Regions from separate parts of the Homo sapiens genome. Here all the other regions are linked to region 3. The links are chromatin contacts, found by Hi-C in ENCODE. All regions are on one chromosome and are shown on one strand. Each heading gives the region's core, a stretch centred on a gene start or an enhancer-like site at or near the end of the contact. The rest is flanking DNA. Distances are from core to core; before and after follow the strand shown. Region 1 holds the start of TMEM44-AS1 (TMEM44 antisense RNA 1). Region 2 holds the start of TMEM44 (transmembrane protein 44). Region 3 holds the start of LINC01972 (long intergenic non-protein coding RNA 1972). Region 4 has its middle 140 kb from the start of XXYLT1-AS1.

Region 1 (2,826 bases), core at 1-2,500, 180 kb after region 3:
AATGGCACGATCTCACTTCACTGCAACCTCCGCCTCCCAGGTTCAAGCGATTCTCCTGCCTCAGCCTCCCGAGTAGCTGGGATTACAGGCTCCCGCCACCATGCCTGGCTAATTTTTGTATTTTTAGTAGAGACGCTGTTGGCCAGCCTGATCTGGAACTCCTGACCTCAGGTGATCCACCTGCCTCAGCCTCCCAAAGCGCTGGGATTACACGAATGAGCCACCGCACCCAGCTAAAGATTTTCTTGAAAGCCTGTCTAGATCCTGAAGAACTAATCCCCTTATCTCCCTCCCTCAGTATGATGAAGAGATTTATGAGCATCATTTGAAGACACATTCATATTATGTTTCTTTCAAAGGGGTATGAGCTCCTAGAATAAGAAGAGGCACTGGGCCAAGGAGCATGGCTGGGCTCCAGTTCCCAGGTCTGATTCAGTGTGATCTTTGTCATTTCCTTTTCTATGTCACAGTTTCCTCATCTGTAAACTGAAAGTTGGGCCTGATTTTTTTCATTTTTTCTCTTTTATGCATGTGCCAATTTGTTTCCCACAGAATACTGACATCTTTATAAGCTCTCAAGAAAGACATTATAAAAACAAATTTCAGATATACTTTGAACATAGGCTTCATTATACGACATATACCTCTTTCTGTTTGGATTTTACTGTCCACTTAATATAAAAACCTGTATTAATCACTAAGGAAAAGGATAGAGGAGACTTAGAAATATCTCCAGAATAATTTTGCAACAATTCCAAGATTCTCTGCACTTCTTTTTCTGTCCCTTAATTGGCCTCCTCCACATTTTCCAACTATGGAGGTATTGCTCTACTCTCTTCGACTTTACATTGTTTTAGAATGCTTTTGCAAGGAGACTCTGCCTTGAATGAACCCAAGATATGGTGCAATGTTGAGGAAGATCTCCAAGTTTACACATGCCTGTACGATGGCCCAAAGGTCATCATCAGGTGAAAGGGACGACCTTAGAGATGAAAGAAGTTCAAGGAATGGTGCTACATTAAATGACTTAGCATTAGAAAGCATCTACTTTGCTTTTTCTTTCACCAACCCTGAAAGCCAAATAAGGCACTGGGCATTCAGGCCTTCTTTTGAGCAGAACACGTGATTACGCAGTTATTCTTCAAGAGCCTCTGTTAATCTGTCGCTTGGAGAACTCTGCATACTGTCCCAAATCCGTCTGAATTTTCCATCGGCTGCCAGTGTTCGTAGCAGAGGCCTCGGGTCTTCTCGTCCTCTCCTCAGGGTCTGGCAGCTGTCACTACCGTGGACTTCGGTCCAGTCCCCAGAGTCGGGGGCGCTGCCTTTCCCATTTCAGTTGCCAGGGGGTTCATCCACGATCGTGCCAGAGGGGCAGCGCGTGGTCTCCTCGAACTACGGGGGAGAGAGGAACCACTGTTGGCACGGGCCGGACTGAACGCCGGCTCCCACTGCCTACCTCCTCGGAGCTGCATCCGCCGACATCTTGCGCCCTACTCCCAGCACCAGCAGGGCACTTCCGGGAAGAACGGAATTGCGGTTCCGCGCGTGCGCACTCCGCAGCCACCGCCTCCCGCGAGGAGCGAGAGTCCCGCGGCCCCGCCCCGCCGCCGCAGCCGCCGCCGCAGCCGAAGGCCGGCGTTTCTGACCTCAGCCAGCGGCGACGCAGCCGGGAAAGAACTGTCGAGGGCGTCTCCGTAGTTCAGTTTTGGTTTGTTTATTTGAGACGGAGTCTCTGTCGCCCAGGCTGGAATGCAGTGGCGCGGTCTCTGCTGACTGCAGCCTCCGCCTGCCGAATTCAAGCGATTCTTCTGCGACTGAATAGCTGGGACTACAGGGGCGCGCCACGACGCCCGGCTAATTTTTGTATTTTTAGTGGAGACGGAGTTTCACCATGTTGGTCAGGCTGGTCTCGAACTCCTGACCTCGTGATCCGCCCGCCTCGGCCTCCCAAAGTGCTGGGATTACAGGCGTGAGCCACCACGCCTGGCCCACCCCACTCGGTTTTTAAGGAGATAATTACAAGGTTATTTTACGGTTCATAGTGTGTTTCAGACCTCCCAGAAGCCTAACGGTGTATTATAAACCATTCTTTTCTTTGTTTTTAAATGCATTAAAAACCTTTTTTGAGATAAAAATAGTGCAAGTACATGGTTTAAAAAAAGAAAATCAGATTGCACCAAAAGGTTTATGATGAAAAACAATAATGTTCTGTCCCTTTGCCTCCAAGAGACTCCTTTTTAAAATCTTTTGGGCTGGGCGCGGTGGCTCACGCCTGTAATCCCAACACTTTGGGAGGGTGAGGCGGGCGGATCATCTGAGGTCAGGAGTTTGAGATCAGTCTGGCCAACATGGTGAAACCCCGTCCCTACCAAAAATACAAAAAGTAGCCGGGCGTGGTGGTGGGCGCCTGTAGTCTCAGCTACTTGGGAGGCTGAGGCAGGAGAATCGTTTGAACCGGCGAGGCAGAGGCTGCAGTGAGCTGAGACCGCGCCACTGCACTCCAGCCTAGGCAACAGGAGCAAAATTCTGTCTCAAAAAAAAAAAAAACTTTTATACCTTCTAGTAGTTGTCTCCATTAGGTTTGATTTGGAACATGCTTTCCAGCTACAGGGTTCTTAAGATCATACTTGCTTTTCCTGAGCTGCATCATCTTCAGCTTCCATTATACAGGCTGACGAGGCTCAGTAGCACGGCAGGGCCACTGGCGTATTGAGAAATGGATGGTCACCGTCTTCGCATCCGAGGGTTGTGTGGCGTGCCTCGCGCCAGGAACTCCTTGGCCACTCCGCAGTTTCCTAGCTAGAACCCGGCTTCTGAGCCCAGCAC
Region 2 (2,754 bases), core at 92-2,591, 140 kb after region 3:
GGTGGTCTCAAACTCCTGACCTCAAGTGATCCACCTGCCTCGGCCTCCCAAAGTGCTGGGATTACAGGCGCGCACCACCATGCCCGGCTAATTTTTGTATTTTTAGTAGAGACAGTGTTTCACCATGTTGGCCAGGCCGGTCTTGAGCTCCTGACCTCAAGTGATCCGCCTGCCTCAGCCTCCCAAAGTGCAGGGACTACAGTTGTGAGCCACCGTGCCTGGCCAGAATTGTACATTTTAAAAGTACTATGTAGGCTGGATGTGGTGGCTCACACCTGTAATCCCAGCACTTTAAGAGGCTGAGGAGGGCAGATCACGAGGTCAGGAGTTTAAGACCAGCCTGGCCAACATGGTGAAACACCGTCTCTACTAAAAATACAAAAATTACTCGGGTGTGGTGGCGGGCACCTGTAGTCCCAGCTACTTGGGAGGCGGAGGCAGGAGAATTGCTTGAACCTGGGAGGCGGAGGCTGCAGGGAGCTGAGATCGCACCATTGCATTCCAGCCTGGGCAACAGAGTGAGACTCTGTCTCAAAAAAAAAAAAAAAAAAAAAGACTATGCTTATGGCATATAAATAATATCTAAATAAAGCTGTAGTTTTTGAAAATTAAAAAAGATTTTTTTTCTTTTTTTCAATCCTGCTCCTTCTATAGAAATATTGTTTTCAAGTCATGTCTTGCTTTAAACAAACCTACTAAAATCAATAAGGAGATTTAAAAATTACAATAATAGTTTACTCTCAAGAAAAACAGCCCTGTGTACTTGAACTGTGCGGTGTGTGGCTGGACAGGAGGCGGCCGGTTGCAGAGATAACCAGCTCTTGGCTGCGGGGCCGTGGGCTAGGATGACATCCAGGAGCAGGGCTTGGGCGACTGCCTGGGGGCGGAGGGTGCCGTTGGCAGCTTCAGAAAGGAGAGTGAGAGGCAGATGTGGGGGTATTTGTTCTCCGGCACGTTTGTTTCCTCCTTCCTGGTCTTGCACCCCACCCTTTTTACTGCGCCCTGTCGGCGATCAGGACCACGCCCCCTTCACCTCGGGATCCCAGCACCCATGCGCTTCAGCAGCGCAACTAATTGCTGTTGGCTCAGGAAATGTGGACAATACGCAGGAAGGGACGCCGTGCCTTACAGCGACCGGCAGGGACTCGGCCGTCCGCGAGCCCAGCCGCCCGCCCCGCTCCGGCCAGGATGTTGGAGGTGGGTGACCGCGAAGAGGTCGGCGGGGGGCGGGGGCCGCAGTCTTTGTGCGCGCGCAGCTCCCGGCTCCCGCCGCTGGGGGGCGGCCTCCGCCCTGCCGACCCCCGACAATAGCGCGAGGGGTGGGGAGCGCGCGGTCCCGGAAACTTTTCCCCGGCGCCTTCGCCGCCGCCGCCCGCGCCCGGGAGCGCGCCCTTCTCTGCCCGCGGTCGGTGCGCTCGGCCGGAGGCGCCGCGGCGGAACGGAACCCAGAGAAGGGCACGCGGGGCGGCGGCGCTCGGGGCTTGCCCGCGGCGAGGGAGGCTGCGCCCAGGTCCCCGGCCCCGCGCCGCGCGCCCAGCCGCGCCATGGGGGAGGCGCCCAGCCCCGCGCCCGCGCTCTGGGACTGGGACTACCTGGACCGCTGCTTCGCCCGCCACCGCGTCTGCATCTCCTTCGGCCTGTGGATCTGCGCCTCCTCCTGCTGGATCGCCGCCCACGCGCTGTAATGGGGCCACGGGTCGGGGGGCTGTCGGGCGGGGAAACGGGCGCCAATCCCCTGCTGCTCCCTCTCGGAAACCTAGAGGAGGGGGCGGAAAGGGGGATGAAGGAGATGGCTCAGTAATAGGATCCAATGGAACATTGCTCTGTAGACTGAAGTGGGATCTTCTTTCCGGATCCCACGCACAGGGAAGCTGGGCTGTGAGCCAAAGGGAGGAGGCTGGGTGGTGCAGCGGATGGGGCCCCGAGGACACCGCGAGCCCTGGGTGCTATTGTCAGCCCTTCGCCATTGACTCGCAGTGTGACCTGGGCAAGCTCCAGAACCTCTCTGGGCCTCCTATGACCGGAGATAATACCTCATAGGATGATGGGAGGATTCGATGAATCAGTACCGTTAAAGCACTTAGTAAATGCTCATTAAACATCATTTGTATTGCTCCAGCTAGGCCACCAACTCTTAGGACCTTGGCAAGTCCCTTGATGTTTCTGGCCTCAGTTTACCCAAAGTCCTCTTAGGTGGGAAGGGAGGTAGTGATATGATCCAGCTGGCCTGTCTTTGCCCTGGTCTGTCCAGCACCTGGACTGGTTTGTCCAGATGCCCACGGTAGCCTAAGTTCTAAGAGTGAATCTCCAGGTCCTCAGCCGCTCTGTCCTAGGCATGGAAATCCACTAGCAGTGCTCAGGATGGTGCCGCCCAAGCATTCCCTGGCAGGGGAGAAAGGACCAGCACCCCTGGGAGAGGTTAGAACTGTCTCCCTGTAGGCACTCAGTGGATATTCTCCTAAGGCGTTTGGTCGTATTGCAGAGATTCTGCAGCCCCACTACCCAGTACTGCAATACAAATAAAAAGACGCCTAGAACATTTACTGTAGGCCCAGTGTTGCATTCATTAACTCATTCAATGCCTGCCACTCACAATATCAGCACCAGGAGGTAGGTGCTGTTACCCCCACTTTCTGTAGGGAACCCTGAGGTTCTGAGAGGTTAAATAACTTGTCTGAGTGAAAGGAAAGAACCAAAACCCCAGATCCTATTGGAAAGGGGCAGGCTGGTAAGAGAGATTAAACTGTTCAGATC
Region 3 (2,706 bases), core at 83-2,582:
TGTGACCCATGTACTCATAGCAAGTCTTTGAACCCATCAACATTAGAAATTAGAAAATACCTCTCAAAAAGCAGCATTGATTCTGTTGCCTAAATATATTCTTATTGCAAAAATAAAAATGTAAATGATGTCATTTGAAGCAGTGCATGGTTATTGCTCTTATAATACAATAGTAAGTCTTATTTGCATAAAGAGATATCTACAGTCCTATAAAAGTAAGAATGAATACCTAAATCCAAACTGCTCCTTCAAGTTACCTGGAACTGTGATATTTGCATACACCGAACCATCTACTCTTGTTCTGAAGAGGAGAGAATGAAAACTAAAGGAAACAAAGAATCAAAGAAGCCTTGAACCCACGGTGAGTGGAACCCTGAAGTGATCGGAGGACAGACTGGCATGTGGCAACCTTATTCTGTTCCTTCAAAGCAGCTACTGAATGTTGCGGTGAGCCCGGGAAGAGGACTGTCCTGCCTGCAGTCCTACAGAGGGAAGAGCTGTGCTTAATAAGTTAAAAAGCTGGGGCTTCTACCAAGCCACAGAAGAAGCCGGAGACAGTGTGTGCACATCTGCAAGCAAACAGACGCGTGTCTAACCCGGGGCGGCCGCGCTTCCCCTGCTTAGAAATCCATCATCTACAAGGGGTGGGGCCTGAGGAGCGCAACTCTCACTTGTTACTTTAGAAATCAATCATCTACAAGGGGTGGGGCCTGAGGAGAGCGGGCTTCCCCTGCTTAGAAATCAATCATCCAGAAGGGGTGGGGCCTGAGGAGCTTGGCTCTCACTTGTTACTTTAGAAATCAATCATCTACAAGGGGTGGGACCTGAGGAGGGCGGGCTTCCCCTACTTAGAAATCAATCACCCACAGGGGGTGGGGCCTGAGGAGCGCGGCTCTCACATGTTACTTGAGTTTTACCCAGCAGGTGGGAAGTCCAGAAGGCTGACTCGGTCTCTAAAATGCAGCAGAACCTGTGGCGACCACAGCCACCCAACAGCAAAAGAGGCAGCAGAGGCTGGGTGAGCACAGGACTGAGAATTCATGGAGAAAGTTCTTGAATTTAAGGGAGAGGTGAGACCATTTAATTGGCCAAAAAGGCCCAACTCTAAGAGCCGACCTGCAAGAAGCCAGCCCGGCAGCTTCTCCCATCACCACTCCCAGCTGCAGGTGGGCTGCCTGCTGTCCTTACCTCCCAGACAAGGGGGATCATGTCCTCCTTGGGGTCACCGTGGACCAGTGCGCACTTCTGTGGCCTGTTTTGCTCGCTGCACTTACCTACTGTGACACCACTGTTGCCGACACAGCCACCTCCGTGCGGGGGGTCCCTGGGGCAGACGCCCTGCTATCCTCATCTTAGGATACCCAGTTCCCAACACAGTGCCTGCTGCAAATTATCAGTAATAACAGTAAGTCTTTGTCACGTAATGAGTTACCTTTCAGTCTCTCTGCAGTCTCTTTCCTCCCAATGCCCCTTGGCTGCTCCCGAAGCCCTGACTCCTGACCTCCTGCCCCTTCTGTCTCCAGGGCCATTAACTCCCCTGCTGGTCCCTATCCATGGAGCCCATTGACAGATGAGTTTGATTCTGGACCTAAGAAGGACAGTTAACAGACACAGATATCTTTTAAGGTGAGGAGTGGGTATCGGATACCTGAAAGAGAAAAAGCCTACCAAAACCAACCTTATCTTCCTACCAATCTACCCACTAAGAGAGAGAAACCAGAATATTTTTGCCGGAGAATTATAATAGAGACTCACATCTACCCTCCTTCCTTCACTCAAAAGCCCTGCCCATCCCTCAGCACACATCTCAAAGAGGAACTGCCCCATGAAGCATTCCTGATCCCCAGCCAGGTGTGATGGTCTGTCCTGCGAGCCCCCCACAAGGTACCTTTTCTATGGCACTCACAATTTACTGCCTTCTACTGGATTATCAGTGACCAGACTACAGGTCCTGGTGGGCAGGGGCTGGGTCTGATTCACTGTGGTCCCACCTCACCCCAGCTCTACTCCCACCCCAGGCCCTGCCCAAGACGGGAGGTAAGCTGACTACATTGGTTTGAATAGGGTAAAAGGAAGGACAGCCAAGAGCATAATGCGGCTCAGATGAATTTCAGTTTAACTTTCCCAGAAGTTAAACTTCCCACTCATCAAGGTTCAATGCCTTCTCCTCCCAAAAGCTTTTCTAACCTTTCGTCAGAACCCATGACTCTTTCCTTTGGTTTCCGCAATCAGAGTACAACTGTTGGAAAAATCCTTTAGGTTTTGCCCTTCACCCTCTTAAGAGTGAAAGTCTTCATTGACAACTGGGCAGAATGGTGTTGGCTCTGAGCCAGCCTCTGAGTTCTGAGGCTGAGGGAGGTGCTATCCACCTGGCCCAGGACCTCCCGTCCTGGGCTCTTGGCAAGGCAGCTGACTCTCCCTGTCCTCTCCTAGCCCTACCACAACATTCCTGGGCATATCATCCCACTCACAAGGAGGATTCTTCTAGTGTTTATGAAGGCAGGGTTGGGCAAGACCCGAGAAGTGAGGAGCTAACAGACGGCTCTCCCCCAAGGCTGGTGTCCCCTCCTGCAGCATGGCTGCCAACTAGCCCCCCAGCCTCGGCTGCAACAACCCCACCCATGGGGAGCTAACAGCACTGCTCTTAGACAGCGGCGTCCGTGGGGCACTTTGCTTAGACCCACATCCTCCCTCCCAGCCCAGTTC
Region 4 (3,066 bases), core at 54-2,553, 180 kb before region 3:
GAGAGAGGGAGTATGCACCAGCCCTGAGCAGAGCCCCAGAACCATTCCTGGGGCAGGGGGCGGATATAATCAGGAGAGTTGGGGCTTTGTATTTGACTCTAGAACCAGGGCTGAAAACCGTGGGCTTTGGCTACTTTGACCCATGGTGCTTCCCCAGCCATGCTGACCACTCTGCTACCACCTTATTTTAGGACGTTACCCTTTCTCCTCTAGACTGACAACACCCTCTGTGATGGTTAATACGACTCCAAGTTCTTCAGCTTTGGGACGCGGACTGGCTGTCTTTGCTCCTCAGCTTGCAGATGGCCTATGGTGGGACCCTGTGATCGTGTGAGTTAATACTTAATAAACTCTCCTTTATATATCTATCTATCCTATTAGTTCTGTCCCTCAAAAGAACCCTGACTAATACACCCTTCTAACTGGGCTCCTTGCCTCAGACTTCTTTGCAACCCTCCAACTCCCCAGTCACTATCCACACTGATCTGGTCTGAGCATTCCCAGACATCTATTCTTCCAATGTGTCCCATCTTCTTCCAGAAAACTCAGGAAATGTTCTTTCAATGAATGAATGAACAAATGAACAAACAAACAAAGAAGGTGGCAAGACCATCAAAGCACATAAAAGTGAGGGACTTGGGCCTCAGGCTTTAGGGAGCCACGAGGTCCTGTAAAGCCCTTAAGGACAAGGTCATAGCTCTTCGAAGCGTGGGCTGGAGGAAGAGGAGGCAGGACAGTGCTCCTGGGTGCCTGTCCCTTCCCATGGGATGAGAGGCAGAGTGCAGCCTCCGGCCTCTGGCACATCTGGTGTGAGATTCACAAGCTTCTTCCCTTGTGCAGCTCTCTGGGCTGTTCTGAGAATCATTTGGGACATTGTGTGTGATAGTGTCGTGAAAATCCAAGTCAAACAATCTTTGAGAGAGAGGAGAGAGAGAGAAAGAAAGAGAGAGAGAGGCTGAAGAGACTCCACCTGACACTCCACTTACACACACACTCACCTGGAGGCTGCACACTCCCACCAACCCCTGTGTGGCTTCTGTACGAGCAGGAAGCGTTTCTCAATCACACACATGAGAGCTGGGGTCATCTGGGGTTGCTGATAACAAAGCAGACAGGATCTGCTTCCCTTCAGCAAATACCACAGGCCAACTTGCATAGAGCCCTCCTCTTTAGAGGGTCTGGGGTGGGGCTCAGCATCTGGATGGTGGCTGAATCCAGGCTGGGATGTTTTGCCAGGAGAGGCCGAGCAAGTGCCAGAGAAAGGGAAAGGCTGGGCCGTCTCACGCAGCTAGGGCTTTCTGGGTCTTCCCCCAAAGCTCACTGAGGTCTGCTGGATAACACGCTTATTCCAGTGTCTACAGGTGACAGGATCCAGGCCAAGAGCCCCCAGAGCCAAGATAGAAGAGCCAAGGGCTTCTTGGACAGCTTTTCCCTATGTTTGCAGCGAACCTATTTCCATGTCATTATCGTATTATGTAAGCATAATAGCTTGTTCATCAAGATTTCCAAGGACTAACAAATACAGCGCGTATCAAAAACTAGTATCAAAAACTAGTAATCCAAAGTACACTGATTAATTATATATACAGTTGCTATAAAATCAGTAAACATTACATATGAAAGTTAAGTGATGATTTAGAATAATAATTAGGCTAGAAATGCGAAACTGTATTACATGCATACTCAATGTTTGTTAAACAAAGAAAATAACTCACAAATGTTTTCAGTGGGTGGAAATGAAAGCCAAGGAAGAAGAGGAAATTTCACAGAATGGAAACTGGTTGGTGTCCAGGTGGAACGCACACAGCAGCACTCCACCCTGCTCTCAGCAGGACAGTTGGGGTTGGTGTCTGGGCAGCAGCGAGAGGAACACAGGCAGGAGAACCCAGAGGACACCCAGGGGACACAGGGGTCCCGCAAACAGCTCACCAGCAACTGAAGCAATAGGGAGAGTTGGAAGTTCTTGAAGTGAGGAAGGAAAGTCGAATTTAGCAGGAGGAGGTAATAATGGCTCATCTTGATTGAGTGTTCACTACGGGCTCTGCTGTTTTCTCTTTTCTTTCTTTCTTTCTTTCTTTCTTTCTTTCCTTCTTTCTTCCTTCCTTTCTTTCTTTACTTTCCTCCCTTCCTTCTTTCTTTCCTTCCTTCCTTCCTTCTTTCTCTTTCTTTCCTTCCTTTATTCCTTCCTTCTCTCTTTCTCTCTTTCCTTCCTTCCTTCCTTCCTTCCTCACTCCCTCCCTCCCTCCCTTCCTTCCTTCTCTCTTTCTCTCTTTCTTTTTTGTTTTTGACAGAGTCTTGCTCTGTCACCCAGGCTGGAGTGCAGTGGTGTGATCTTGTCTCACTGCAACCTCTGCCTCCTGGGTTCAAGCAATTCTCCTGCCTCAGCCTCCCAGGTAGCTGGGATTACAGGTAAGTGCCACCACGCCCAGCTAATTTTTGCATTTTTAGTAATGTTGGCCAGGATGATCTCGATCTCCTGACCTTGTGGTCCACCCGCCTCGGCCTCCCACAGTGCTGGGATTCAGGCGTGAGCCACCGCGCCCGGCCTGCTAAGTGTTTTCTATGCATGATTTTGTTTCATCACATACAACCCTTTGCGGGAAGTGATGTTATTATTATCACCACATCTATCTATAGATGGAGAATCTGATGCTCAGAGAACTGAAATAACTTCCCCAAGCCACAGGCAGCTGCCCAGTGGTCAGCAGAGTTTCTGGACCTGACGGCCTAATGCCAAAGCCCAGGTGACTAACCGCCGTGCGACGCTGCCTCTATGAGGCACCAGGCCAGCGTCAAAGCCTGGATGTCTCCCGCAGCCTTGCTCCGGATTATGTCCTCTAGTGGGGTGTTTATTTCTGCAGGGGGTGGGGAGGCAAACGTGTGCAATGCGTGTTTATTTTTCTATTTGTGCTAAAATAGTAAAGATTTCCGTTTCTGGAAAGCACACTTGACTAGAATTGTTTGAGGGAGGTGGACTCTTGACCCCTGCATCCAGAACCCTGGGGTGGATCTCAACTCCAGGCTGAGCACCTGGGTGGGACGGCTCTCCACAGAACCAGCCTTGGA

The links. Hi-C counts contacts between places; a loop is a spot of excess contacts on that map. Pooled maps may share reads with other maps.
Region 1: a map of CD4-positive, alpha-beta T cell shows a loop between it and region 3 (5-fold over the local background). The contact joins the promoter of TMEM44-AS1 here to the promoter of LINC01972 in region 3. A Hi-C loop is called at or near these places in 2 of 168 maps with a recorded cell type or tissue (CD4-positive, alpha-beta T cell and naive thymus-derived CD4-positive, alpha-beta T cell), 1 of 37 single-sample maps with no recorded cell type and 10 of 50 pooled maps.
Region 2: a pooled map shows a loop between it and region 3 (8-fold over the local background). The contact joins the promoter of TMEM44 here to the promoter of LINC01972 in region 3. A Hi-C loop is called at or near these places in 10 of 50 pooled maps.
Region 4: a map of heart right ventricle shows a loop between it and region 3 (2.7-fold over the local background). The contact joins the enhancer-like site here to the promoter of LINC01972 in region 3. A Hi-C loop is called at or near these places in 2 of 168 maps with a recorded cell type or tissue (CD14-positive monocyte and heart right ventricle) and 5 of 50 pooled maps.

The regions. Positions count from the first base shown.
Region 1 is chr3:194,582,692-194,585,517 of GRCh38, reverse strand. It overlaps TMEM44-AS1 (TMEM44 antisense RNA 1), which reads right to left and starts at 1,250. Exons shown (of 3, transcript NR_047575.1): 1 at 1,070-1,250. RefSeq lists enhancers at 1,234-1,283, 1,319-1,984 and a silencer at 1,474-1,733.
Region 2 is chr3:194,632,006-194,634,759 of GRCh38, reverse strand. TMEM44 (transmembrane protein 44) reads left to right here and starts at 1,341. Exons shown (of 10, transcript NM_001011655.3): 1 at 1,341-1,681. The coding sequence starts at 1,545. TMEM44-AS2 (TMEM44 antisense RNA 2) reads right to left here and starts at 1,832. Exons shown (of 2, transcript NR_186047.1): 1 at 1,593-1,832. RefSeq lists a silencer at 1,143-1,572.
Region 3 is chr3:194,767,335-194,770,040 of GRCh38, reverse strand. LINC01972 (long intergenic non-protein coding RNA 1972) reads left to right here and starts at 1,332. Exons shown (of 3, transcript NR_146990.1): 1 at 1,332-1,405; 2 at 1,524-1,626. The region is part of intron 3 of LINC01968 (long intergenic non-protein coding RNA 1968); the gene reads right to left. All of the region lies in intron 2 of LOC105374292 (a long non-coding RNA gene), which reads right to left. RefSeq lists enhancers at 332-431, 547-841 and a silencer at 602-701.
Region 4 is chr3:194,951,173-194,954,238 of GRCh38, reverse strand. No RefSeq gene overlaps it. Among named protein-coding and RNA genes, the nearest start is that of XXYLT1-AS1, 140 kb to the left of the region's middle. Within about 2 kb of position 1,303, at least 4 of the 41 ENCODE cell types and tissues checked have a DNase peak (open chromatin) inside an H3K27ac peak, as active enhancers do; they include heart right ventricle, where a contact is called at or near this core.